Regions from separate parts of the Homo sapiens genome. Here region 1 is linked to region 2. A link is an interaction called in ENCODE POLR2A ChIA-PET data of the cell type or tissue named here. Cell type or tissue: GM12878. All regions are shown on one strand. Links, peaks and the distances in the headings refer to the core of each region. The heading gives the core; the rest is flanking DNA.

Evidence for each region. Peaks named below come from ENCODE experiments on the same cell type or tissue, not always from the same donor. Only the 100,000 strongest peaks of a DNase experiment are listed, where the experiment ranks them.
Region 1: POLR2A ChIA-PET joins it to region 2 with 29 read pairs; 16 of 35 experiments call an interaction of 5 or more read pairs at or near these places.

Annotation. Positions count from the first base shown.
Region 1 is chr7:134,990,506-134,994,903 of GRCh38, reverse strand. AGBL3 (AGBL carboxypeptidase 3) reads right to left here. Exons shown (of 17, transcript NM_178563.4): 4 at 1,226-1,411. Among named protein-coding and RNA genes, the nearest start is that of AGBL3, 6.2 kb to the right of the region's middle. RefSeq lists an enhancer at 3,406-3,455. In GM12878, for the core only: no CTCF peak of the experiment used is centred there; DNase peaks (open chromatin) are centred at 1,883 and 2,724; H3K4me3 peaks cover 2,169 bases; H3K27ac peaks cover 4,000 bases.
Region 2 is chr7:135,186,909-135,191,306 of GRCh38, reverse strand. It overlaps WDR91 (WD repeat domain 91), which reads left to right. Exons shown (of 15, transcript NM_014149.4): 12 at 1,855-1,963; 13 at 2,762-2,874; 14 at 4,138-4,335. Among named protein-coding and RNA genes, the nearest start is that of MIR6509, 18 kb to the left of the region's middle. RefSeq lists enhancers at 2,433-2,562, 2,603-2,822, 4,204-4,253. In GM12878, for the core only: a CTCF peak has its summit at 4,320; a DNase peak (open chromatin) is centred at 2,407; H3K4me3 peaks cover 1,594 bases; H3K27ac peaks cover 2,526 bases.

The DNA of each region.
Region 1 (4,398 bases), core at 216-4,215, 200 kb after region 2:
GAAGATAAATATATACCCAGCTTTGAAGAGATGTGTAAGGAAGTGATTCTGTTTAGTACTATTAAGCATGAATTCTTTAATATATTTTTAACCCTATAACTTTGGAATTCTTGAGAAAAATTACCTTTGTCCTCTATGAACAAAAATCAGTGTTCTTTCTCTCTCTCCACCCGTCCTTTCTCCCCATGTCTATCTATCTATATGCCAGATGATATATGAAGAAAATTTAGTTTTTAAGAACTCCTAGTAGGCACTGCAATAAGTGTAGTTATAAAAAGTATGTATGTGTAATTTTTTTTTATTCACCAATGAGTGTCCATAAGATCTCCACCTGGCAATAACATATGTTTGCGTGCCTCAATCAACAAAAGGTGGAAAGTCATGGCAGTGAAAAGATGATGAACAATGGGATGTTTCTGTCATGCCTGTGCACGGATTGGAGAGATGAGGCTATAAGCTTTACTTGGAAAAGCAAAAATGAATTTGGGAATGGACACATACAGAAATATTAAAATCTATATATACTAAAATATATACTCTTCAGTTTCATAAACATCCATTAAAGGAAAAAGCAGAGAGTGGGAAAAAGACAAAGGAGCAGAAAGAGAAAATGAAAGAGGAAAAGAGGAAAAAAGGAGAAAGGCAGAAAGTGGTAAAAGAAGATAAAGATACACTAAGAAGACAGACCTACAAGGAGGAAATAAGGAGAAAGAGACAGAGAGCCACAAAGAGCAGGACTACAGCTCACAGCCATTCCGGCATAGCCTCCATCTGTGACTTCACTCTGTGTATGAGTTTGTGCCTGGGACACCGTCATGCCCTTTGGAATTGTTTAGAATTGCTAAAGCTTCAGGAGCCAAGCAAATGCTGCAAGTGCCTCCATTTAAGCCCATGTGGCTACTGAACACTTGAAATGTGGCTGATCTCAATTCAAATGTCTGTAAAGATAAATGCACACCAGATTCTGAAGACTTTGGACAAAAAGAATGTGAAATATTCTGGATATATTTGGGTTAAATAAAATCCATTTTTAAAGTTAATTTCATTTTCTTCTTTTTGCCTTTTTAAATGTGGCTACAAGCAAATTTAAAATTACATTATGTGGCTCATGTTATATTTCTGTTGGAATGTGCTGTTTTCTAACATTGTGAGTCTCCTCATTAAAATTAAGGTTGGCAAAGTAAGTTTGCTAATGTCTGAATCCCCCAAACTGCTAAAAACATACCAATATGCTGGACTTTTTCATCGATGACTTCACAATGGTATGGCCACCGTGTTGGGCTCAATGGACCAGAAGAAGAGACACCATATAAATCCCTTGGTTCACGAAGACGTGGCACCCATCTCCCTAGCTGATATTCTAATAGTATCTGTGTAGTCCGGGGGAAGAAGGGATCACCAAAAGAGTCAGCTGAGAAAAAGATTCAAACACAATCATGAGTGGGAAGAAGAAAAATACCAACTCCTGTAATTTTTATATAGTTCCTTTTTTCCTTTCAACACTATTCAATGTGTGGGTATCATTATAAATGTTTTATAATTCATGGCACTGTTTATAAAAGTACTAATGAAATTTTGTGATGATTGATCTTCACAGTAGCCAAAAGATAGTTGACTTTTATACTATTAATTTATTCTAAAAGCTCACTACTGGTTTAAAAACATGTTTCTCGTAGCTTTTCTAGCAAATCATCTACTTTGACTCTTCTTAAATGTAGTCACACTATTTGTCTAACGAGTTAAATACAGTGATGAACTATAATTCCTCACCACTTCCTGGAACTGTATTCTCAAGGTTTGCTAGTGAACTCAGTCACAACTTTTTCTCAGTTCTCCTTCTAGAGCTACTGTGTGATACAATGCCAGGAACACAATTCACATAGACTAGTATGGGGCCACGCCAAGCAGGCTGTGCAGTGATCTGGTGTTTTGGTGTGATACTGTACGGCATCAATTTGACGTTGATGGTCACCCTCCTTAAGCGCACTTCTCTTATGATACATTTCCTGGGTTTCCCCCTCCCTTCCACATATTTGGTTTTCCATTTGTCTCACTGACTCCTCTTGCTCTTTCACCTCTGAAATGTGGCTTTTTGCCGAGATTTAGTTCTTGGTTATTTTTGTACAACAGCTGATACAGCAACTGGACTAGAGCTCAGATAACTGGATTCCTTCCCTTTTACCACTTTGTTTTTGTATGACTTTGTTTGGGCAAGGCAGCCTCTTTGAACATAAATCTTACTACAGGTCAATAACTAATAATATCACCTGCCCTAGTTACTTATCAGGATTGTTCTATAGACTCATTCATTCAACAGATGCTTATCATGCATCTACTATGTGCTAAAAACTATATACAGACAATTGCCATACAGGGTGAAAAAAACAATGTCCCTGCCATCATGAGCTTACACTGTAGTAGGGCATATATAAATAGGAAAACAAGATAATTTCAGTGATCATAAATGCTACAAAAATAAAAAACAGAAATATAAATGAAGATTAGAAATGGGAAAGTGGGAGTAAGAATGCTATTTTAGATAGGGTGGTCAGGCAAGATTTCTCTGAAGAGGTAACATGTGAGCTGACACCTAAATAATGAACTCAGCCCCGGAGTAAAGACTGTTGTGGCTGGACACACTCTAACAAAGCTGAAAGGCAAGCCTCAAAGTAATGAAACTGATCCACAAGCAAAACAACTGCTTATCAGGACAAAGTCCAACATTCTTTAACTGAATACAACAAAATCCAGCAACCACATGTAAAATTTGCAAGTTTGTCATTCACCCAAAAGTTAATGAACAAGAGTTCTAGTCCTGCTGTGGCAACATAAGTCTTATAAAGGCCTTCTCTCTCACTAATTCCAACTAAACTCTAGATAAAATACAAAAACATAACTATCTGAAGAATTTGAAAAGTAAACAAGAGCAGACTGTAGAGTTAATACTTAGAGAAGCACCCCCACAGGAAGGTGAGTCCAGCCCCTTGTTTGCTCTGGCCTGCTGAATGGCAGGCCTCATGCACAGAGAAGTGTGGTGGTGCAAATGGCTAAATCTCAGATAGAAACTGAGTCTTTTTTTTTTTCTGTTTACTAAAGTTTGGAGTTATTTTTTATTATAAATGTTTGATTCCAAAATGCTTGAGAGTAGCCTTTTCTTTTTCTCTTGAGCAGAATAATTTAGTCACACCACCCTAACAATGATAATATCCTATTTAGTGATTACCTACTATGTGCCAGACCCAGTGCTTGGAAGAGATACAAACATTGATAAGACAGCCTCTGAGATCAAGGCGTTCTCAGTACAGACAGAAAGAAGGAAGGGTTAGGTGATATGATATGGCAAGGGCAACCATGCAGGCATATACAGGATGTCATGGGAGAACATGGTGGGGTGGTCAGTAGTGTAGAGGTTGAGAAATTCTGGCCTAGACTAAGAAATGACAATATGTACACATACAAGAAAACAAACAAAAAAAATTCCTTCTCCAAATCAGAAACCCAGTCTTTCTTAACAGAAGACCCAGGAAAAGGGGTCCTTACAGTGTGGAGGGAATCTGAAGGGAAGAAAGCAACCAGAGAAAGGTATCTCCTAATCCTGTGTATGAGTGCACAAAAGTCTCATCCTAATCCCTGAGCTATGCAAGCAGACACACTCTCAGAGACTATGAAAACTTAACTGAAATTTTAACCAACCCCCCCCCCACCCACACACAAATGTCTCAGCTCAATCCCTGAATTACACATGTGCAAGATAGTCCCAAACCAATACAAGGAAAACTTAAGAGAACTAAACAGGACTTTGAACCATCTATACAAGTCTCAAAACCCCTGAACTACACTGGCATGGGAAAGAACCAAATAAGCATAGCAAAGGCTTACAGATCAGAACTGAGATCTGAATTATCCACAGAAGGGGCACCAGAACTTATTGCTTCAACCTAACTGGATTGATTGCCTGCTAGAAGAAATACACTGACCCAGAATCTACACAGCATAGCATGAATAATGGAAAACCAGGAGTAGGACCAGTTCTCAGGGCAAAAGGCAATCAACAAATGTTAACATCAAGATAACCCAGATGTTAAAACTATCAGACAAGAACTTTAAAGGAGTCATTACAATTATGCTCCATGAGGTAAGGGAAAAGCACACTTGTACTGAATTAAAACCTAAGAATTATTGGCGAAGAAATAACACATTGCTGGGAATGCAAAAGGATATAGCCACTTTAGAAAACAGATACAGTTTCTCATACAGTATATAGTTAGCATATAACCCAATAATACTATTCCTAGGGATTTACCCATGAGAAACAAAAACATGTTCACACAAGGACTTGTACAAAAATATTCATAGGAGCTTTATTTGTTACAGCCCCAAACTGAAAATAATTTAAAT
Region 2 (4,398 bases), core at 369-4,368:
TACTTTATCATGTCAATTACTATATATCCCTAAACAACCGAATTTTTGTTTTGCAGGTTTTCTGACTCCATATGAATAAACCACAGTATATGTGTTTTTCTAGAATAGCTTCTTGTATTCCAGGCTGAACACTGCTTCCCTAACCTTGTGACTTGGTCCATCCTCTGGCTGCCTTTGCTGAGACCGGGACATTAGCTCTCCATGTAATTGGCATTCCTTTGTTGTCTTTTCTCTCTGGCTGCTTTTAAAATCTTACCTGGTTCTCTGGATGTGGATTTTCTGGTTCTTAACTTTTGAAATTAATTTTTTTGAAGTTTTGCTTGGGATTTGTTTTCTGAATCAGAGGATTTGTGTCTGTTCAATTCTGGAAAATTCTCAGTCATCATTTTTTCCAGTATTGCTGTTCTCTGATCATCTCTTGCCTTCTGGAACTCCCATTCCATATGTGTTAGAACTTGCCTCTTCCTCTTTTTTGTTTCACTTTGCTGCATTCTTGATAATAGTTTCTTCAGATCCATCAGTTTGCTAATCTCTCCTCTACTATATCTAATCTTCTGTTTCATCTATTTATTAGGATGGTAATTTCAGTTATTGTGTTTCTCATTTTTAGAAGCTCACCTTCATTTTTTAAAACCTGCTTTGTCGTGTTTATAGTCTCTCATTTTTACCCATATTTTCAATTCCTTATTTTATTTTGTTGAACAATTGAATGTGCTTGTATGTTCTCATTATAAATCTAATGTCTGAAGTCTTTGTGGGTCTGATTCTGCTCTGTTGTCTCTGTGGGTGCTGGCTCCTTTTGCCTTATTTTCCTGTTTCTTATGAATTGTGATCATGGTGTTTTTTGGGCCAGTATCTCTGAGAATATTTTGAGGCCTGGGTTGGAGGTGCATTTCTTTGGATTTGCATTAATTTTTGCCAGGTTCCTCCCACGTCAGGGCTAGTTTGTGGTTATGAATTTGCAGGGAGGTAAGTTTTCTTGTTATCCCTTTCTGTGAAGTAGGTTTGTTTCTAGTTCATTCCTGCACTGAAGGTATAGCTCTTTGGAGTCTCAGCTCCATGTGACGGTTTCTTATCGCCTGACCTTGGGCAGATCACACATGGTTGTCTCCAGGCTCCTGAGCTCCTCATGGGTAGCAGAATGGGAACTTGAGTCATCTGGATCTGATTAATTCCCCATAGTGAAAGCCGGCTTTGGAGTGCACTGGTTCTCTGCGTTCTTGCTTTCTCTTAGTTGTGGCCCTAGAGGATTCTTTTATTTGCTAGCTCAGTACTCTGTGTGTATTTTAAATAACATTCTATCTTGCATTTTTAATTTCAGGAGGATTATTTAGTGTTCCCAGGGTTTCATATTGTTTGAAATGATAGTGTTCATTAATTATGTAATTAATAGACATTATGTTCTATGAGGTGGTTTTGTTTGCTACTATATTTCTGAGTGTTTCTGTGGGGAGCCATAGGGCAGGTTTATTAGTGTTGTCTGTCATCAAAGGCAGTTGATGAAGTGTTATTTTCTGAGGGCATAAGACTTTTCAATGAGAATTTGCTTGGAATGCATTCTGGGTGAAGTGTAGGTTGCTAAGATATGTATTATTTCTTTTATAATGGAGCAAGCATGGATTATCATTTCTCTATGGAAACCAGAATGTATTTAGGCACAGAGAACTTGTTCTCAAAAGAGCACAGAAGGTCACTGGCACAGCACTTTGGCAAAGGCTCAGATCTACATTTCCAGATTACATAAGGGAGGAGCTGGTGGAAAACCCAGTCTGGGGCACCTGTCTGCATTGGAATAAGCAGCGTGCCTGGGCTGAGTGAAGATCTGCTACTGACATTTTTGTTTTATTTCAATAGCTCCAGTTCTCCCTGGATCCAGAACCCATTGCTATCAACTGTACAGCCTTCAATCACAACGGGAACCTGCTGGTCACAGGGGCAGCTGATGGCGTCATCCGGCTGTTTGGTATGCAAGTGTGCTCATAGCAATCCTTGATCTCCTTAGATTTCCCAGGCAATTTTTTTTGCCGACGTTGGATTTTTTTGCCAGCTGGGCTAGAGGCTTTTGCAAAACCCTGACTTCAGATGCATGTACTACAGCTTAACTTTGGTCAACGTTTTCAAAACACCCACCGTAATAAACTCGCCCATAGTTAGTGTCAATAGACATGGGAGGGGGTGGAGCTCAGCGGTCCTTGAGTCTTGAGTTGTTCCATCTGAGTCCTTGTCACCCATGTGAAATACAGGAGGGCATACAAGAGTACTGCTGTCCTACCTACTTGCTGTGGGTAGTTGATTCTCAAAAGCATCAGAACAGTGCTCCTTAACCAGAGGCATACATCAGAATCACCTGGCATGCTGTGTAGAAATCCCCAGGTTGGGCTCTGTCCCCAGGAGACATCCCCAGAGCCTGGGCTGGGGCAAGGCAACTGTATCTTTAGGGGATTCCCAGGGCACATGGGGAAGTTACAGAGGGGAGTTTCTCAGGTGTCTTCCTAGACTTAGGGCTCCCCAGGTGAGCTCCCCCCAGGGACTCCTGAGCCTCACTTCTGACCTGGTGAAAGAAGCTGCCTCTGAGGCTTAGAAGCAGCCTGACCTCTTGGGCAGGGGCAGCTTTATGGCGCTCATTGGGTCCTGGGTGCCTGCCCTTGGCTTCCAGAACAGCTGTCAGCCTGAGTAGAGGGTGAGGGGGCCTCCTGCTGCAGGCAGATTCCTTCTGCAGAGCCCTGGCCAGGATGTGAGTGGCCGTGTCTCATTGCCTCAGACATGCAGCAGCATGAGTGCGCGATGAGCTGGAGGGCCCACTACGGGGAGGTCTACTCTGTGGAGTTCAGCTATGATGAGAACACCGTGTACAGCATCGGCGAGGACGGGAAGGTAGGCGGCTGCAGGATTCAGATAAGAGAGCACCGGGATGACATGTGGGCCGGCTGCAGGTTGTGGCCATACCTGTTACTAGCTCTGCAACCTGGGGCCTCTTTTTGCAGCTTTGTTATCTGTAGAATAGGGATAAACTAGTAATTCGTCTTACAATCTTTGCGAGGTTTTAGTGAATTCAGTGGGAGTTGGCTATCCTTATGAAAGGAAGTACCAAAAATTACTCATCTTACCATAGATGTATCTGTGGGGTCTGGATTTAGGGCTGAGTTTGCTTTGCTGGGCTTGGTAGTGAGTGGTCCCAGGACCACTCATGGATGTGTAGTTTGCTGAGTGGCTGGGTACAGCTTCTTAGATGTGTACAGACCCCAGCAGAGCCCAGAGATGTAAACAAGAAGCCAGAAAAAAAGGAAAAGTACATGCCCCTGGTAGATTCCCTCTGTGGAGGGTTAGGAACTAGGAATAGTGACTGCCTCAGAGGGGGAGCTGGCAGGGGCAGAGATGGGAGAAGGATGCCCTTTCCATGTGTGCCTGCCTGGACTTTTGGGATTGGACACTGTCTATCTTTTTATCCCTTGAAAGGAGTAACTACAAAATAAATTCTTCATTTGAAAAGTTTGGGAAGGGACTTTTACATTAAAGCTCGACTTCCTTGTTATGTGGGATGCTCAGTGAAGAGGTGGTCACAGCCAAGTATCCTGTCCGTAGGGTAGGCTAAGGGATGATGTCTGCTATGATAAGAAGCTGAGTTTATAATGGCATCGCCCAGTGTTCAATTGATTATATGCCTGAAACACTGGAAATATATGTGGACTTTGTCCTCTGTACCTTGTTCCTAGGATAGAAAAATCTAGTTGGGGTCTAACTCTGATAATAATAATAATAATATGTCACTTGAAGCATTCCTCCTGCTTGAGAGACCAGGAATCCAGGCAAAGCCACTTGCTGTCCCTTTTCCTCTCCTAGGGTCAGGCCAGAGAGAAAGAGAAGGGTTGGACTTTAATGTGAGGTTGCTGCCTCTTTTTCTAGATTTTCTTCCCTAAAAAATGCTTAAATCATGTTGACCAGAGATAGGACCTGTAGACCTCTCACCCACTTTTCTGCCTCTGGCACTTGAAAGGCTTTTCAAGGATGTCAGCACTGTGGCTGGGGGAGGCGGGTCGCCCTCGCCAGCCTCTGCTGTGGGGTGGGTCCTGGCTCTTCCTTGAGGCCTGCATTGGCCAGCTCCGCTGCGAGCACCCTGCTTGTGCCCTGTGACTGCAGTTCATCCAGTGGAACATCCACAAGAGTGGCCTCAAGGTATCCGAGTACAGCCTCCCCTCAGATGCCACGGGCCCCTTTGTGCTGTCTGGATACAGCGGCTACAAGCAGGTTCAAGTCCCCAGGGGCCGACTCTTCGCTTTTGACTCGGAGGGAAATTACATGCTGACATGTTCTGCCACAGGCGGCGTCATCTACAAGGTAACTGATGGTTGGGGGTGGGAGGTAGTGGTATTGTGGTGGGCAGGGGTTCCTCCCTGGAGG